Linked DNA regions of Homo sapiens: region 1 is linked to region 2. A link is an interaction called in ENCODE POLR2A ChIA-PET data of the cell type or tissue named here. Cell type or tissue: K562. All regions are shown on one strand. Each heading gives the region's core, and the rest is flanking DNA. Links, peaks and the distances in the headings are about the cores only.

Region 1 (4,000 bases), core at 1-4,000, 75 kb after region 2:
TTGACATCTAGGATTTGTTGTTCATTTATAGAGCACAGGCAGAGTTGATTTGTATAATTCTTAAAAGCTCCAGAATTTTCAGAAAGGTAAGTGAGCATTGGCCTCAACTTAAAGTCACCAGCTTCATTCGCCCCTAACAAAAGAATCAGCCTGTTCTTTGAAGCTTCGAAGCCAGGCTTTGCCTTCTCCTCTCTAGCTAGAGAGTCCTAGATGGCTGCTTTTTCCAATAGAAGGCTGTTTCATCTTCATTGAAAATCTGTTATTTAGTGTAGTGACCATCAGTGGTCTTAGCTAGATCTTCTGGAGAACTTGCTGCAGCTTCTCCATTAGCTGCTTCACCTTGCAGTTTTATGGAGATGGCTTCATTTCTTAAACCTCACAAATCAACCTCTGCTAGCTTCAGACTTTTCTTCTGCATCCTTCTCACCTCTCTCAGCCTTCATAGAATTGAAGAGAGTTAGGGCCTTGCTCTAGAGTAGAATTGGCTGTAATATTGTGGCTGATTTGGTCATCTATCCAGACCATTCAGACTTTCTCCATATGAGCAATAAGGCTGTTTCTCTTTCTCACCATTCATATGTTCATTGGAGTAGCACTTTTAATTTCCTTTAAGAAGTTTTCCTTTGCATTCATAACTTGACTGGCACCAAGAAGCCTAGCTTTCTGCCTGTCTGGGCTTTCGACATGCCTTTCTCACTATGTTTAATCAATTTTTAGCTTTTGATTGAAAGTGAGTGATGTGCAGCTCTTCCTTTCACTTAGAGGTCATTTTAGGGTATTAATTGGCCTAATTTCAATGTTATGTCTCATAGAATAGGGAGGGCCAAGGAGAGGTAGAGAGATGGGGAGTGGAACATTCAGAACACACACACTTATCAGTTAAGCTTGCCATCTTATATGGGTGCAGTTCATGGCACCCCAAAACATTAGTAACATCAGAGATCACAGATCACCATGACAGATTTAATAATAATAATGAAAAAGTTTGAAGTATTGTGAGAATTAACACAATGTACACACAGACACAAAGTGAGCAATGCTGTTGGAAAAATGGCATCAGTAGGCGTGCTCAACGCAGGCTTGCCGCAAACCTTCAACTTACATTTGTTTTTTCTTAAAAGAGCAATATCCGTGAGGCACAATAAAGCAACAAGGTATGCCTGTACATTTACGAATACCCTGTCTTTGTAAAAGCAGTCATCATAAACAAAACCAGATAACACAATGCTGTGTATATGTTTACATGAGCAAAGAGAAAGTTAAATGCCTAGAAAAGATACTAGCTTACAAACTAAGTGAGGGAAAGAGGGAGGAAAAGACTTTTAACATGTGTTATATGATTAAGATCTGAATCTCATTATAAAATAAATGCATAAAGATAATTATTGAAAGTATGGTCACAAAAATATAGTAATCTCACAGTAGTTTTTTTTTTCCCTTGTGCTTTTTCTGTATTTGAATTTTTTTACAGTGAACATGTGTTATTCAGAATCAGAAAGAAATACAGCAAAGCTCATTTCATTGGGATGGGAGAAGAGAGATAAGCATGGGTATTTGGTAATTTGGTGCACCTTTTTATTTCTTTGGCCTTTAGTAGGAAGTAGTGAGAAATAGTATCAATAAAATTGAAGGAAAAAAGTCTTCTCAGAAGTGAAATTTTAAAATTTATACTTTAAATGAGAATTCATAGATAAACAGTGTCATGAACTAGAGTTCTGCCATACTCTGTGGGGCATTGATTGGGTAAGGGTGTAAGGTTGTTCAGTCAAGGTAATTGTACATTCTCTCTGAAGGAAAAATACCTGAGCTGGAGGGTGTTGTGGTGTGTTGCCCTGACAGTTACTTGAAGTGCAAGAGAGCTCTGTTACAATCCTGGGCCTTATAAGATAATCCCTTACCATTCACAAGAACTATATAGCAAGTATGATTGTATATATAAGAGAGATAATTTACCTATAGAATAATTAAGTCCATGGATATGATGGGTTTTTTAAGTGGTCCGTATACTTAGAATTGATTAGTAACTGCTGTACAAAGTTTTCTAAGTCAGAATACTATTAGTAAAACAGCAGTGTACATAGGGTCTGTACTACTGAACAGACGCCTGATGCTTTCTGAGCTGTGTCCCTCAGCTGTTGTGGTGTGAACACTGAGGGCAGGAACTTGAAGCCCTGTCTCTACTAAAAATACAAAAATTAATTGGGCATGGTGGTGGGCACCTGTAATCCCAGCTACTCGGGAGGCTGAGGTGGGAGAATCACTTGAACCCAGGAGGCGGAGGTTGCAGTGAGCTGAGATCGCACCACTGCACTCCAGCCTGGGTGACAGAGCGAGACTGTATCAAAAAAAAAAAAAAAAAAAAAGAATGCCTGGTGTTGCATCTGATACCTGGTGTTGCTCCAGTATTTGCCAAGGGAATGTTGATGTTGATAAGTGTATATAAGTCTATTTAATAATAAACTGTTCTATAAAATTGCATCTGATAAACTTTTTAACATCTTTTTCTTTTCAGTAATTTTTGGCTGATTTTTACTGATGAAAATGAGAAAGTGAAAGAGCACCTTAATCGGGGTTTTAAAGTTATAAAAGCCTATCTTGGGATTTTATTGACAGTCCCTTATGAAGTCATTTGATAATTTCCATTGAGTGTTTCTTCTAGTTTTGGTTTTCTGTTCTGTTATTTCCTAACCAGTTTTCTTTTGCAAGATTAGGCAATACAAATCAGGAGGTAATTATTGTTTTACCTTGAAATTCTTTATCTTCTCAGCTTGCCTTTTTTTTTTTTTTTCTTTTTTTCCTTTTGGAGATGAAGTCTCGCTCTGTCACCCAGGCTGGAGTGCAATGGCACGATCTCGGCTCACTGCAACTTCCGCCTCTTGGGTTCAAGCCATTCTCCTGCCTCAGCCTCCCGAATAACTGGGACTACAGGCGCACGCTGCCATGTCCGGCTAATTTTTTGTATTTTTTAGTAGAGACAAGGTTTCACTATGTTGCCCAGGCTGGTGTCGAACTCCTGAGCTCAGGCAGTCCACCTGCCTTGGCCTCCCAAAGTGCTAGGATTACAGGCATGAGCCACTGTGCCTGGCCCAGGTTGCCATTTTATAAATTGTAGCTGTTTTCTTATTCTTTATTCATTATTTTATCTATTTAATTATTTAATAAATTTTCTCCTTGTTAGATATTATCCTGGGATAAGAAGAAGCTGCCCTTAGAGCTTATAATAAAGGGAGACAGAAAGACTAAGAAATAGAAAACAGGGAGCTTTTCTATTAGAATGAAAATCATTGAATGCTTTCTAGAGAAGTTGTACTTAAGCTGAAGGATGAGTGGATGTTATTAGACATGAAAGTTGGGGCAGGAGGGATCATGGAAGCATATTATATGTCGCCGAGTGTGAGGATTCTGGTTCCATGTGACTTGGCTCTAAATGTTTGATAAAGATTGAGACTAAAGAGATGAGTGAAGGTCAGATCCTGAAGTAGTATGTGTTCTAAGCCAAGATACTGAATGTAATATGAAACACTATGAAGAAAGATTGGTTAATTTATGATAAGGTGTGTTACAGTCTATTTGTCTTTTTAAGGTAATTGAAGCAGTGTAGAGAGAAATTACAGGGTTCTGTAGAAGAGTCTAACCCATTTGGTATGTGAGCATGAGGATACATTTGGGTGGTGAGGTCTATTAAGATAACATCATTACATTAATTACAGGTTGGAAGTAATGTTCACATGCCAGTGACTTGGCCTTCTTTTCTTATTCTCTCTAATCCTGTTTTGGTTCATGTTAGCAGTGTGTTAGAGTGAAGATGGAGCACTAGCCCAAAGTCTAGAAGAATATTGGACAACCATCATCTCCCACTCTCCTCCATATTACAGTGTTTTGGGGGCTTTCTTAGATTATTAAAAAAATTGTTTGGCTCTAGTAAAAATGTAATAAAAAAGTAATACAGCATTATGAATTAGGAGTTCAATGAATACAGTATATTGAAACAGGTGGTTAA
Region 2 (9,569 bases), core at 3,479-7,478:
AGGCAATGTTATTCCACTTATTACAGATTCATAAAGGAAGCATTTGAAAAGGTAACCAGCCTGCTCAAGTCACAAAGCTTATTAAATTGAAGAATCAGAACTCAAATCCGGGTGGGTTTGACTCCAGAACTCTCCCCTCTGTATCTTACAGCCAAATAGTAGTCCTCCACATTAGAGCATGATTAATCAATATATAAAAGGCATTATGGGCCAGGCGAGGTGGCTCACGCCTGTAATCCCAGCACTTTGGGAGGCTGAGGTGAGTGGATCACTTGAGGTCAGGAGTTCGAAACCAGCATGGCCAACATGGTGAAACCGCGTCTCTACTAAAAATACAAAAATTCGCTGGGTGTGATGGCATGCACCTGTAACTCCAGTTACTCGGGAGGCTGAGGCACAAGAATCGCTTGAACTGGGAAAGCGGAGGTTGCAGTGAGCCAAGATCACGCCACTTCACTCCAGCCTGGGCGGATCACTTGAGGTCAGGAGTTTGAGACCAGCCTGGCCAACAAGTGAAACCCCATCTCAAAAAATAATAATAAATAAATAAGTAAATAAACAAAAGGCATTATGACCACAAACTCCTGAATTTACCACACTGGCACCTTGAATATTTAGAGCGTTTCAAGAACAAACCTATGATCACCGGCCCTTTAACCAGGCCTCGCAATCTAGCATTATGCATTTTAACCTCACCCCAGAGTCTAGCAATATGAATTCTTCATACGCAGAGCATGAGATATAGAAAGTCAAATCAGAGCCATTGCCCCTGGAGGGCACAGCCTCCATGTGCTTGGACCCACCTGGGAGTGCAGGGCGGAGCAGGGCCACCTCTGTCCCGACTCACCACCTGTTCAAAACAGGCCACCCTCAATGCCATAGTGTGTGGTACTTGCATTTGGGCACACTGTGAATTTTTTTTCTTATAAAGACAATAATATCATATTCATGCATTTTGATAATATGGTAATTTAATTAAGAAATAAATTGAGTTTCTGAAAAAATTTTATGTCATTATTATATATGCATTTCTGCAGAAATTTACTAGAAAATGCTTTCTAAAATTGTATTTAAACTTAAAAGATTATAGTTTATTTCTAGACATAGAAAACAATTTTACACAATTGAAATGTATGATTTTTATTCTCAATGATTATCTATTTAGTGCTAAAATATTTATACCATATGTGTCCATTTAAAAAAAAAATAGGAGGGGAGTGAAATGCCAAAATTAAATGTCTAAAAAAGGATCAGAAAGAATAAAGTAGCCACATTTTTGCTAAATCTAACCACCTCAAGAAGTGAAAACCACAACGGGAACCACTCTGCCCAGGCGTGTGGCATGGCTATATATAGAACAGGATTTGATTGCACATTGGGTAAAATATTGTTCTCCAGCTTTACTGAGGTATAGTTAACATATAATAACCTGCATGTATTTAAAGGGTTTGATCTGTTGAGTTTTAACACATGCATACATCCATGAAAACATGATCATCAAGATAATGCCTCAGGATCGATTGTAATTCCTACTTCTCCCCCTTCCCTGGATATATGGTTTGCAAATATTTTCTTCAAGGCTGAAGTAGAATCCTGATAGCTCAAAAAAAACTCAGCCATAAATATTTCCAAATTAAAGCTTCTAAGATGGCTGTGAAGTTTTATATTATTAATTGGTATAGAAAAGGAAGATACGTTATACTCCATTTTTAACTAAAGCTGTTCAATTTGATGTTTATCCCACAAAAATGTTATATTATTTTTGAAATTATGTTTAATAATTTAAGAACAATTTTCTATTGAATAAGGATCTATTTCAGAAATATTAATTGTACAACTAACATAATGCTCAGCTTGATTTTTTCCCTTCAGTAAAATGAACCAAGATGAGAATATTTACATCTAGAAAATGTATTATAAATATTAGCACCTCGTTAAGCATACTGAGTAGGGATAACAAAGTCTAATACTGTCCTGTCCTGTGCAATAGAATTGATATACTTTAATCACATTACAGAATTCATGTTAATTTTTTTCACTTTAAAACAAAGTTGGGCTGGGTGCGGTGGCTCACGCTTGTAAACCAAGTGCTTTGGGAGGCTGAGGCAGGAGGATCACTTGAGTTCAGGAGTTCGAGACCAGTCTAGCCAACATGGTGAAACCCTGTCTCTTACTAAAAACACAAAAATTATCCAGGTGTGGTGGCACGAGCCTGTAATCCCAAGCTACTCGAAGGCTGAGGCAGGAGAATCGCTTGAACCCGGGAGGCAGAGCTTGCAGTGGGCTGAGACTGCGCCATTGCACTCCAGCCTGGGCAACAAGAGCGAAACTCCATCTCAAAAAAAAATAAACAAAACAAAACAAAAAACAAAAAAAGTTGTACTACAACATAGATGAACCTTGAAAATATTATGCTAAGTGAAAGAAATCAGTCACAAAAGACCATATATTCAAATTTGAAATGTTAGATGAACTGAACATAGTCTTAGAAAGGTGAAACTTACCAATATTGACACAAGAAGAAATAGGAGATTTTAAAAGTTCTGTAAATATTCAGGAATTATCTGTACTTCAAGCTCTCCCACTCTGACCCCACCCATCCTCCCACAAAACAAAAGTCCCAGCCCAACTAAATGTTTAAGAGAGTGTGGGGAAAGTTAGAGAATAAAAAAGGGTGGGCACTTCCCAGCAATTTTAATAAAATCAGTACAATTTAAGCATCAAACTAACAAGGACATTATAAGAAAAAAATAATAGGTCAATTTTCCTTGTACATATGTATGTAAACTTTATAAATAAAATATCAGGAAATTAAATATAGCAATGTACAAAAAGGATAATGTATCACACATTTTGGGGCTTATTCTTCAAAGTAGTGTCTTAACACTATAAAGGAGAGGAAAAGTAAGTAATCATACAATTGATAAAGAGAAAGCATTTTTTAAAAATTTAAATCCATTTATGTTAAAAAAAAAAAAAACCTCTTAGCAAGCTAGGAAGAGAGTGGAACTTCATTATCATGATACAGAGTACATTTTAAAATAGCTAGGAATAGAATGCAACATCATTATTATAGTAAAGAGTATTTTAAAAAACACATTTAATAGTGAAATGTTGAAACCTTTCCATCTGAGATTAGGAAGTAAACAAGAATATTTTATATCACCACATTTATTCAGCATTAAACTAGTAATTCTAGCCAGTGCAGTAAAGAGATGCAGACTGGCTAAGAGATAATAAAACTACCACTATTTGTTGATAATATTTCGATGTAGAAAGCATAAATTATTAGAATTAAGAAGTTAGTTTAGCAAAGTTGTTAGACACAGGTGAATATTTTTAAAAATCAATTATATTCCTCTGTATTAGCACAGTTGGAAAATGAAATACTAAAACAGATTCACGTACAAAAGCATAAAATATTAAATATTTAACACTAAAACTTCTTTAAAAGATGCACAAGGGCTATGCAGAAAAAACTACAACATTTTTTAGAAAAATTCAAGATAATCTAATTAAGTGGGGGGGATATACCATGTTCATAGATTAGAAATGTTATTATTGTAAATATATTCATTTTCCCTGAATTGGTCTATAAATCTAATGCCATGTTGATAAAAGCCTCAGCAGGATTTTCTGTGGTAATTAACAAAATAATTCTAAAACGTATGTGGATGCACAAAGGGCCAAGAAAAGCCAAGAAAACTTTAATGAAAAGAACAAGGCAGGACTTAGTCTACTCGATATCAGAATTTATTATAAAGCTTCAGTAATTAAGGCAGTTTTTTGTGCAATGATAAACAAATAGACCGAAAAAATGGAATAATTGGTGCATACAGACACACACATATGGATATTCCATTTCTGGTAAAAGTAATAGTACTGCAAAGTAGTGGAGATTTTTTTTTTTTCAGTAGATGGTGCTTGAATAATTTGGATAACAACATGAAAAAAATTAAATATAACCCTACCCTGAAGAGTTATACACAAAAGTTAATTCCAGGTATACTGCTTATTTAAATTTGAAGGGTCAAATAACAAGACTTTGAGAAAATTATATAAGAGAAAAGCCTTTAAGATTTTGGGATAGAGAAAATTGAATAGGAATAATGCTCTTTTGAGCACTAACCATAAAGAGAAAGATTGATAAATTAGACTATATTAAAATTAAAGACTTTTTAAATTTAAGAGTAAAAGATAATACTATGAGAGTGACAGGCAAGCCACTGAGTGGTAGCGTGGTTATATCAAGACAAAAAGTCCTATCCAGTATATATCAATAGTTTCTACAAATCAATTAAGACAGACAACCCAACAGAAAAACAAGCAAGAGACACTAAGACTTCACAAAAGAGGAGATCCAAATGATCAACAAATATGTGAGAGGATGGTCATTCTCATTAGAAATGGGGAAAATGTGAATTAAGGCAATAGAATATCACTACACATCCACCAGGATGGCTAAAGGCTGATAATACCAACTGAAATCCCACTATGCTGGTGATGAAAACGTAGATTGGTTCAACCTCTTTGGGAATTTGACAGTATTTACTAAGTGTGTGTATGTGCCTACCCAATGCCTCAGCAATTCCACTCATAGGCACGTGCCCAACCAGCATGTGAGCTCGTGCTGCACATCAAGACACATACGTAACTATTCACGGCAGCATTCTTATGGGCAGTCAAACATTGGAAGCAATCCAAATGTTCACTAACAGTGGACATCACAGTAGCCAAACAATAGGACATTAAACAGCAATTTATATGAAATAACTGTTGCCTCATACAACCAAAGGATGAATCTTTCATACATACACAGTCACACTCAGTTCTGAGGAAAAGAAGCCAAACATACCCACAAAAATATATACTGTAGGATTCCGTTTTCACAAACTTCAAAAACAAGACAAATGAGTCTGTGATGTCAGGACAGCGTTTAACTTGAGCAGGGAGTGAAGGGAGTGACTGGGAAGAGACACGAGTGGGGCTCCGGGGTGTTGGCCATATTCTGCTGTTGTGTTTAAACCTGGGTGTGTGCACAAGTGTTCATCAAGCTGTATAATGATGGGGCATGCACTTTCCTGTATGTGTTCAACATAGAAGAACAGGAATCAATTAGGTTATCATAATAACTTAATCAGTATGAAGAGGAAAATGGATGAGGTAGAAAGTATAGCAAGAGCTCAGAGGAGAACATATTATCAACTGCCATGGTTGGCCTGGCTTCTTGCCAAGGAAAGAACAGAGGAAACAGAAGATAGAAAACAGGAGTTATGTTTACAGAAACCTCCCATGAGGGGGCTGAAGGGAGATCTCAGGATGACAACTCATACAAGATACTGAGTCCTAGTCCAGATGGGAGCAATGTGACTCCAGAGATGGAATTTTTCACCAAGTTTCCCAGTGCCATGGTGCTGCCTTCTTCCCCGGAAGACAGCATGCCCAGGTGAGCCTGGGTTCTTGCTTTTGTGTCTTCACATCCCTGCCCTGTTCTCAACGTTCTTCTGCCTGCATCAGTGGAGGATGCCCATTAATCCACCTTTGTGATTTCTCCAAGGATATTTAGAGGTGAATTCATAACTATCGTCTATTTCCATCTAAGAAAATACAACTGTAAACTAAAAAATAATGATTCAGCTTTTTCCCTAGAGCTGTTTCCTCAGGCAACCTAATTAAGGATTAATCCTGTTACCCCAGTGCCCTCCCTAGGAAACCTCCAAATGACTTCAGGGGAATTTCATGTAGTTAATGGTTGCTGGATCTTTCTGAGTGAGTTATCATTAAAAATACATATGTGCAAATACCTAACCCTAACCCTTATCCTAACCCTTACCCTCATCTGGTTTGCTAGTAGAAAACCTTGAGAATCATTTTAGACTGAAACACTTTCTTCTGGGTTAATTACCATCGTCCCCCAAGAAAAGCCATCAACTCTGACGTCCATTTTGGTTTCGGCAAAGCCAGTCTCGTTTAAATGATTCTTCACTGATAAGAATTGGATGCTTCCCTCCTCTTTTCTGTCTGTAACTTGTTTTTTTTTTTTTTTGAGATGGAGTCTCACTCTGTTGCCAGGCTGGAGTGCAGTGGTGTGATCTCGGCTCACTGCAACCTCCGCCTCCCAGGTTCAAGCAATTCTCCTGCCTCAGCCTCCAGAGTAGCTGGGATTACAGGCGTGCACTACCACGCCCAGCTAATTTTTTGTATTTTAGTAGAGACGAGGTTTCACGGTGTTGGCCAGGATGGTCTCGATTTCCTGACCTCGTGATCCCCGCCTCGGACTCCCAAAGTGCTGGGATTACAGGTGTGAACCACTGCACCCGGCCTTGTCTGTAACTTAATATCTGTTTTGTCTTTTTTTTAAACTGATACCTTATATCTAGCCTTCAAAATTAATATTTTGCCATGTTCACCTCTCATTCTGATTTTTTTTCCCAACCATTTACAAATGTAAAGAAGATGGTTAGTTTGTGAGCCATACAAAAATAAGAGGCAAGAGGGATTTGCCTTGCAGGTTGTACTTTGTCCACCCCGGTCTAGAATATTAAGGATTTTCTACATATTAATTCATAGTCTAAGGGATCCCAGAAATAGGAGCTGCTTGAGAAGATGTAGTCTGTGGTGTTGAAAATGACATACATCTAAAAGTATTTAGAATGTTTTTAATGGTGGAATTCACCCTGCTGTGTCACTCTTTTATACAGGTTGAGTAGTCCGAATCCAAAAATGCAAAATGCACCCAAATCTGAAACTTTTTGAGTGCTGACAGGACATGCTAAGGAGTTGCTCATTGGAGCATTTTGGATTTCAGATTTTTGGATTAGGGATGCTGAACTGGTAAATAGATCATGCAAAGATTCCAAAATCTGAAATTTGAGACGTTTCTGGTCCCAAGCATTTTGGATAATGAATACTCGACCAGCCTTACAACAAATAAACCAAACAATTAAACAAAAATAACTAACATTTTGACATTAATCTTTGAACAAGCATCTCTTCATGAATTTTCTATGTTTAAACAAATAGTTTTTAGCTAAAACACTTCTCTTACTCATAATTGAATATCTATACTTTGGATATTTTGTCATCTATACCCTTGGCTACAGCTCATTTTAAAATTATATTTTTTACTCTATTGCCACTTCACTATATTTAGACATTGAAATTTAAACTGTAATCTTATCTTTATTTAATGGGAAATAATGTATGTATGGGAAATTAAAAGTTAAAAATGACTGTGAAAAAATAATTGTATTATTGAGCTGAAAGGGTTCATGTCTGGAGTCTCCATCCAAATCCAAGCCTAGAATCATATACAATTCCCTTATAATTATCTTCTGAAATTTATGGTATAAAAGATGCTAATAATATATTAAATTTCTTATAGGAATTATAACCACAAATTATTGAAACTCCCTAGTACCTAACACTGTTGTTAATAAGGCATTTCTCAGCACATTGTAGGTTTACTTTAGCCTAATGAAAAAGCTATGATTCCAATATGTATTGATATATAATTATTTAAATAATTTAGTATCTGGCCAGCCCTGTAATCCCAGAACTCTGGAAGACCGAGGTGGGTGTATCACTGAAGGTCAGGAGTTCGAGACCAGCCTGGCCAAGGTGGCGAAACCCCATCTCTACTAAAAAATACAAAAAATAACTGGGCATGGTGGCAGGCACCTGTAATCCCAGCTACTTGGGAGGCTGAGGCTGGAGAATTGCTTGAACCCAGGAGGCAGAGGTTTCAGTTAGCTGAGAAAGAGCCACTGCACTCCAGCCTGGGCGACAGAGGGAGACTCCATCTCAAAATAAATAAATAAATGAAAGAAAGAAGGAATTTAATAGCTAAACAATAAATTGGTTTCTTCTAGTCTAAAATGTGAGTTAATATATAATGAATGTATATTTATTCATTTCTTGATCTGAAGTAAATCTCTATTAAACAATACACATAAAAAGCCTTGAAACCAAAAATGGTCATTTACTTCAAAATAGTTAGATATGCAGGTCAAACGTTATTGGATATGTATTTGAATAACTTTCAAATTCCTTATGCTAGCAGGCATGGTGGCTCACGCCTGCAATCCCAGCACTTTGGGAGGCCGAGGTGGGCGGATCACCTGAGGTGAGGAGTTCGAGACCAGCCTGACCAACATGGCAAAACCCTGTCTCTACTAAAAATACAAAAATTAGCTGAGCTTGGTGGTGGGTGCCTGTAATCCCAACTACTCGGGAGGCTGAGGCAGGAGAATCGCTTGAATCTGGGAGGTGGAGGTTGCAGTGAGCTGAGATCGCGCCATTGCACTCCAGCCTGGGTGACAGAGCGAGACTCCGTCTCAAAAAAAAAAAAAAAGAAAAAGAAAAAAATTTATTTTTAAAAAGACAAGAGTGTTACTATGTAACAATTTAATCAAACTATGTACATAGCTATGTTTTGCCTCATTAATTATCTTAAAAATAAATATACATCTGTGTCTTACTTTAAAGACATTATACTTTGGTAAAAATATTAGGCAGAGAAATTTGTGCAGTCCTGTAATTGCAGAAAAATAAAAAGAAAATGTTATTCTTTGAAATTGCTTTAAGTTTTGTAAGTTTTCTCCACCGAGAAAAATATATCAATATGAAAGGATTTAACAGCACTACAGATGTATTATTGCAGTGTTCATTTTTCTTTGACAATTCTATGAGGCATCACATCAATCATTTAGATTAAAAAATTGAGTTTCAGAAAGATGCTTGGCTATTACATGGCCGATGGCAGTTTGACATTCGAATTCAGGTCTGTGTGGCTCTAACCCAACAGATGTTTCACCGCGCAGGGGTCTGATTGTGAACCAGAGGAACGGACACGTGGCTCTAGAGGGTTCAGCAGAAGGGTGCCCTCCTGGAGGTGGTAGAGAGGTGTTTGAGCTGGGCCTTGAGTCGATGATATTTGAGCAGATGGGCCAAGTTTTCCTGCTGCAATAGGCAACCCTGAAATTTCAGCGTCTTAACACCAAAACTTCTTTCTTGTAAACTGCAAAACCCGAACCCCTCTGTGGGACCCAGCGCCCCTCCAGGGCAGCTGTCCGGTAGGCGGCGGCTGAGACCTGGCTGCTGGACTTTCCAGTTTCTCCACACCCACACTGGCGTTTCCACAGGCACTGAGGCAAGGAAAGACGGGGCTGGACTGTCGCTCCTGGCTCCTGCACACTTCCATACGGAAGTGACACGCCGGCTCCTCTGCCATTGCATTCACCAGAACTAGTCACGTGGCCACGCCCGCCTTCACAGGGCGGAAGGTGAAATTCCGTGTGCTTAGCAGAGGACAATTCAAACGGGTGTCCAGCAGAGATGGTCAGGACCTCAGCCCGCAGCTATGAGAAGGGGTCCTCCGGGTGGAGGGAAGAGTCTAGCCCCGCAGGCGAGGCGGGGAAGCAGAGGCGTGCTTCCAAGACGTCCAGAGGCGCGATCAGGTGAACTCAGAGAGGGAAAGCAACTGGGAAGCAGGTCATGGGGAGGCAGACACAGAGCACTTGTCTTCTCCTTCCTATAGAATATGTAGTTGAAACACTCACAACATATAA

The links. Peaks named below come from ENCODE experiments on the same cell type or tissue, not always from the same donor. Only the 100,000 strongest peaks of a DNase experiment are listed, where the experiment ranks them.
Region 1: POLR2A ChIA-PET joins it to region 2 with 6 read pairs; 6 of 35 experiments call an interaction of 5 or more read pairs at or near these places.

Annotation. Positions count from the first base shown.
Region 1 is chr6:167,884,671-167,888,670 of GRCh38, forward strand. The region is part of intron 6 of AFDN (afadin, adherens junction formation factor); the gene reads left to right. Among named protein-coding and RNA genes, the nearest start is that of AFDN, 60 kb to the left of the region's middle. In K562, for the core only: no CTCF peak of the experiment used is centred there; no DNase peak of the experiment used is centred there.
Region 2 is chr6:167,806,627-167,816,195 of GRCh38, forward strand. No RefSeq gene overlaps it. Among named protein-coding and RNA genes, the nearest start is that of LINC01558, 15 kb to the left of the region's middle. RefSeq lists a silencer at 8,863-9,157. In K562, for the core only: no CTCF peak of the experiment used is centred there; DNase peaks (open chromatin) are centred at 4,995 and 5,275.